Regions from separate parts of the Mus musculus genome. Here region 1 is linked to region 2. A link is a loop called in an ENCODE intact Hi-C map of the cell type or tissue named here. Cell type or tissue: left cerebral cortex. All regions are shown on one strand. Links, peaks and the distances in the headings refer to the core of each region. The heading gives the core; the rest is flanking DNA.

Region 1 (2,919 bases), core at 114-2,613, 160 kb before region 2:
GAGCCTAATACTAAAGTATCACTAACATTTTAATACCTAATCTCTCCAAAGGAAATACTATTACCAAATACCATCACCAAATGCAAATATTCCAAATCCTATCACCAAATCCTATCACCAAATACAAAAAATACAAATACCACGACTAAAAGCAACTTGGGTAGAAAGTGCTAATTTCAACTTACAAATCCCAGGACACAATCCATCATAGAAGGAAGTCAAGGCAAAAACTCAAGTATGAACTCAAGGATGGTGGCAAGAACTAAAGCATAGACTGTGATGGAACACTGCTTAGTGTCTTGCTTTCATTATAGCTTGCTCAATCTGCTTTCTTTCTCCTGTCAGGGAGCATGGCACTGCCAACAGTGGACTGGACCCTTCCACATTAATGGTTAATCAAGAATATGGCCCAATAACTTGCCATTCCTTCAGGCCATTCTGATGGAAGCATTTTCCCAATTGAGGCTCCTTCTCCCAGATGTGTTAAACTGACAAACATACAAAATATTAAGAGTCATGCTGGCTCTGTCAGCAGAGGCATGTGGCAGCTACTGGTTACATGGCATGACCAGGAATCAGATAGCTAGACCAGAAGCAGGATACCTGATAACCCTCAAGGCTTGCCTTCTGACACAGCTCCACCAGCCAGCCTTCCTGCTCCAAATGTTTCATGATGTCCCCAAATAGCACAACTATCCAAGGACAATGTATTTAAAGACAGGAGTCTGTGTGGGACATTTCATATAGGAGTCATATCAAGAGACAGTTTAAGCTCAAGTTGTAACAGGGTCTTATTTTTTTTAATAGGTGTCAACATTATTATCTAAAACCCATCTTTCATAACTCATTATCTTCTCTGGGAATGTGTGGCTAGGATGAGACAGTGACGGTGAAGGCTAGGTATATAGTCTCCACCTAAATATAGGTTTCATTTCCTTTAGTCTGTCTAGAATTATCTATTTTCTCACCAATATTCTTTTCTAAATCTTTGTACTTGATTGTCAGTGTTATTTATAAACTCCAACTAATTTTAAACTTTAAAAATCACAAATGTGAGGAGAAGGAAAAATTTTCCAACTAACAGGTCTACTGATGGAGTTAAGAATAGAAGTGGGTAAAATAACTTCCAAATTATAGCATCAGGTTCTTGTACTGTTGAAGCAGCTCTTCCAGATTTTCTAAGTTCGTCCTCAGCCTTTTAGTAATATTGACAAATCTTAAGTGCCTTTCTATAAAAACAGTGACTATAACTCTTTTGTAGACGCCTCTTATTTTCAGGATTCCAAATAAGCAAAGCTGAAGATGATCAGGACATCTGTTCTTCCTCAACAGGCTTTGGCTTCTAATTACTTATAAAATCACCTTTCACAGAATGCAAACTCAGCCAGGAGAGTATATATAGCCACAGGATTCAAAATAAGTTAAGTCGCCCACCCTTTCCTAGTGGGATAACCTCCAAATACTGGGTTTGAAATTCAATTACAATGTTCAAAACAGATGGGGGCTGTTTTCTGTTTAGTTTTCTTCCTGCTCAAGATAGTGGTTCTAAGCGATCTCTCTAAAGGGTACAGTTCTGAGTTTCCTAATGGGGCATTTTCGTACAGAAGCAGCCATTCCCTTCCCTAATTTCCAATGCTTCACATATGCCATGCCTCGACACAGGAATAAAAACATTCTACAGTGTGTCTGACAATTGCTTTCTCTGCAGTTGGGAAATCAGATATTAATAATTTCAGATCGGACACAGGGATGTATCTGCCATTATGACTAGCATTGGACAAAACAATGATAGCGAATGAACCCTATGCCCTGTTCAGCTTCAGAGAAGCAATAGTAAGAGGTCAGTCACTTTATAAAAGAACAGGGGAGATAGGAGCTTTCTTGTGGAGCTATGCACCCCTCCCCCGCCCCACAGTCCTGGCTGTGACATGGCTTCATAAACAACAGAAATGCCAGAGAATTCCTGTAGGACCCAGTAGCACATGTCGATGTTTCCTTAAAAAGAGCTCATTAAATACATATATTGTTTATCATTGTTGCCTGTGTTGTCATTTGGAAGCTCAAGTAGGAAAACCTGCTTCCAAGCTCACACAGGTTTTTGGCAGAACTAATTTCTAGAATTAGAGTGGAACTAATCCCCATGGAATTTTATTTTGTTTTTCTTTTATTTTGTTTTTCATATCACAATGTAACTCGGAAAAGGGGATCGCACTCCTTCTAGATTTGCGGCTTCTTCTAGACAAGAGGAAAAACATGGGGAGGAAGAAGCTCACATATTTCCTCACCATTCTCCTTCCCCCTCACCAAGAATTTGAGGAGGAAAAATTGCAATTTCCAAGTGTGTGCTGCTTTATTTGTACAGCTAAAGTCAGGAGCTCGCATATAAGGTTATGTCCTTTAGCAGAATTCCTTAAGCATTTGGCTACACAGGAGTAGCTAAAGGAACTAGTCAAAGCAGGAAAAAGGAAATATGCAAACAAGACTACTGTTTGCATAAGAATGGAAGAGTGGATTAGGTGTTATAAATACATCTAGGAAAGAGAAATGACTCCTAATGGGATAGGGATTCAGAGAAAGTCCTGTGGCAAATGAGCAAGAAACTTCAGAAGAGAACTGACTTAAGTAGCTGCCTGGACTATCATGGTTATGCAAACCTGTAATTTCAGCAAAAGGGAAGGCGAGGCAAAATGATCTTGATTGCAAGGTGGTTTGTTTTATACTCATTAAAAAAAAAAATCTGCTTTGAGTTCAGGACAGCAGTAGCCAGGGGGAGTATTTTCACCTTAATTCTGCCTTTCTGCTTGCAATGCTACCCCGTTGCATAGCCATTTGTTCTTCTCTATGTTGCTTCCAAACATTTGCTAAAAATCTGAACTCACTGAAGGCTTCAGGAAAGGAGCCTGGGAAGAGCTGAGGGAT
Region 2 (2,919 bases), core at 254-2,753:
ATCCAACACAACGGGTCAAGCCAAAATTGCCTATAGAGATAACTTGTGGTTTTTCTAAAAACACTGATAACAAAGATGTTAAAAACAAGTGAACCATGTTAATTCAGGGCTAGAATGTTTGTAGTCTTGACTTTTACCATGCTATTTCTCCTCCTGAGAGTGGAAAACATCGGGATAGTTTGGCCACCTAGGATTCCACTTGCCTTGGGCTATTTATAGCTCTCTCTTCTGATAATACACTTGACAGACTTAAGACCTTTACCTGAATGAACTAGACTCACACAAACCTCTCTCTGAGCTGCGTACCTAGTAACCTGTTAACAACGGAAGATACCCTTCTGCAACAGGCTGCATGCACACCCTTCCCTGAACAGTAGAATACATTTTTTTCTCTCTATAGAGACCATCAACTTTCTATTAAATTCACTTATATCTGGATAGAAGGCTAAGGGGGCTGCTCCAGTCTAAACTAGTTTTGGTGCATATAAAATGAGAAAAATGTGCTTTCCAAGGAAACTTTGAGGGGGAATCGCCTATTAAGAATCTTATGCCTGCGCATAACTGGGTATGTATACATTGAGAATTGGATGCATTATGGAAAGGCTATGCACAGTAGAGAAGTTATACATCTTTAAAACTGTCAATCAACACAGGGAACCATTCACATATGTGCATAATAGCCAATTCCACCATCCTTTAGAATACATAAAGAAGCCTCAGGGTTCGGGAACATCCTGGCTCCTGCAGCCTGCCGTCCTTCATGACAGCATCTTCTTTCTGGCCTGTACTATCACTGTGCTTTGGGTGAAGTAGTCTTGCTATGTTACAGTCTGTGTGCGCCTTTATTGGATTCTTGAATAATGTGCCAAGAACCTGGAAACTCCCACACCACAAGCAGCACTCTCATCCCTAAATCGAAACAGAACAGTGACCCATAAAATAACCCATCATTTCACTCCCAAAAGAAAATTCTTTTGATAAAGAGGAAAACCAGGTCCTATAATTTATTTAATTTGTGAACTACACTTAAAATTTAAGGTTTTTTTTCCTTTAAATCTACCACACCACACTCTTATGATCCACACAACATATAAAGCCACAGTGGCATTATAAAGACACCTAGCCCCGCCTCCCTCACTACGACCCATGTCTCAGTGTTCTGCCTTTTTCCTATATGATTCTGTCTAAATACTAATAATCTCTCTAACTCTGCTTCATTCTGACCTGTCCTGGAACCCTTTACTGTAGTATAGCACTAGTTTTATCTAAGTGAGAGAAAAGCTCTTGATACTGTGACCTGGGCTGCAGCTGACACTTTTACAAACGTGGGGCCTCTGCTCCAGTAGGGGGCGCTCTCCCTTTTTTCCAGGTGTTGCGCCACAATAATCTTTTCTAGGAACAAACACATCCCAACTTCCAGAGAACCAATTCACTTTTAACTAAAATAAACAAAAAAGTGAAAGACTTCCTTGCCTGAGTTATTCAGATCTAATTATTCTGAAGATAATCAGATATGCAGGTATGTTGCATTTACAACAGTTTGTGAAAATTTGTGCCTGGTTTTAAAAACAACTTATAGAGAAGTTGTTTCTTTCCTTTTACTAATAAATTTGAGCCCAAAGCTCAGGCAATCCTTCTCCCACCAACCTCCCCGGTAGATAGAACCTCAGGAATGTATCTGCACACCTGGATTGGCCAAGAATTTTTGTAAGAAAAAAATCTTTCCCATTAATTCCTTGTTATCTAAAAGAAGGTCCATAAAGTAGCCTTCTAGAACAGATAACTATGGCTCACTAAGATCCTGAGACCAAAAGAATTGGGTTGAACCCTGTACCGAAACAAAACAGATGACATTGGGATCCAAAATACATCCACTATTTAACTCATTTCTAAGAACCCCTCAGTTGCAATGCTATCATTAATCAGTAAACACACCCAGACTTGTAAAGCATGATGGAGAAACGAGAGGTATGACAGCATTGCAGAGATGATGGAGAAAGGGGGGCCCATCACAAGTGGGAAGCAAAAAAAAAAAAAAAAAGAAAAAAAGAAAGGCTGTGTACATCAGGGAGTATTTCCCTTCTCCACCCTCCTCTCATCACTCTGATGATCCCAGACATAACAACAAGATAAAGTAGCATAAGGACCAATATGATACATATGGTACACCATGATCTACAGTAGTTGTAGCTAGGGTTTTATTGTTGTGAAGAGACACCATGACCAAGGCAGCTCTTATAAAAGGAAAACATTTAATTGGGGTGGGCTTACAATTTTATCGATTCAACCCATTACCATCATGACAAGAAGCATGGCTGCATGTAGGCAGACATGGTGTTGGAGGAGGGGCTGGGAGTTCTGCATTCTGATCCCTAGGCAGTCAGGAGGAGGCTCTCATCTGCACTGGGCACACACTCTAACAATGTCACACCTCCTAATACTGTTACTTTTTAATAGGCCAAGCCTCAAACCACCATAACCACCATGCTTTCTAACTGGTGTGCTCTTTGCAGTTCAAGCCAGCTTTTAGGAAATAACCTATTCTCTATTGAAAAATAGCTTGTTTTCCTCAGTGAAAAAGAAACACGGTAGAATGGATTAATTTGAATATCTCAGACATGACATGGGAAGTCAAGAGCCATGGCACACATTTAGAGTGTAGAGGCTGAATATCAGGAGAATCAAGGTTATCTTCTGGTACATAGCGAGTTCCAGGGCAGCCTGGTTACAGCTGTAGAATACCCTCGCTGCCCAACTCCATTGCTGAATTACCTCTCATGTCTAGGGAGCAATCCATATGTTGAGTGAGTCTACTTCAATTTTGCCCTTGGTGATTACACTGAAATTATGATTTTCCTCTAAGATCACTTATGTAAATTGTCTCATTAATTCTCATCACTCCTTTGGACAGTAGGAAAT

Evidence for each region. A loop is a pair of places that touch in the nucleus more often than their neighbours do. Peaks named below come from ENCODE experiments on the same cell type or tissue, not always from the same donor. Only the 100,000 strongest peaks of a DNase experiment are listed, where the experiment ranks them.
Region 1: a loop joins it to region 2, with 2.1 times the contacts of the local background. A loop is called at or near these places in 3 of 42 quality-filtered maps.

What each region holds. Positions count from the first base shown.
Region 1 is chr14:49,555,000-49,557,918 of GRCm38, forward strand. No RefSeq gene overlaps it. Among named protein-coding and RNA genes, the nearest start is that of Slc35f4, 31 kb to the left of the region's middle. In left cerebral cortex, for the core only: no CTCF peak of the experiment used is centred there; a DNase peak (open chromatin) is centred at 1,403.
Region 2 is chr14:49,709,872-49,712,790 of GRCm38, forward strand. All of the region lies in intron 5 of Armh4 (armadillo-like helical domain containing 4), which reads right to left. Among named protein-coding and RNA genes, the nearest start is that of Gm36146, 7.1 kb to the right of the region's middle. In left cerebral cortex, for the core only: a CTCF peak has its summit at 1,343 (motif pointing right); a DNase peak (open chromatin) is centred at 1,285.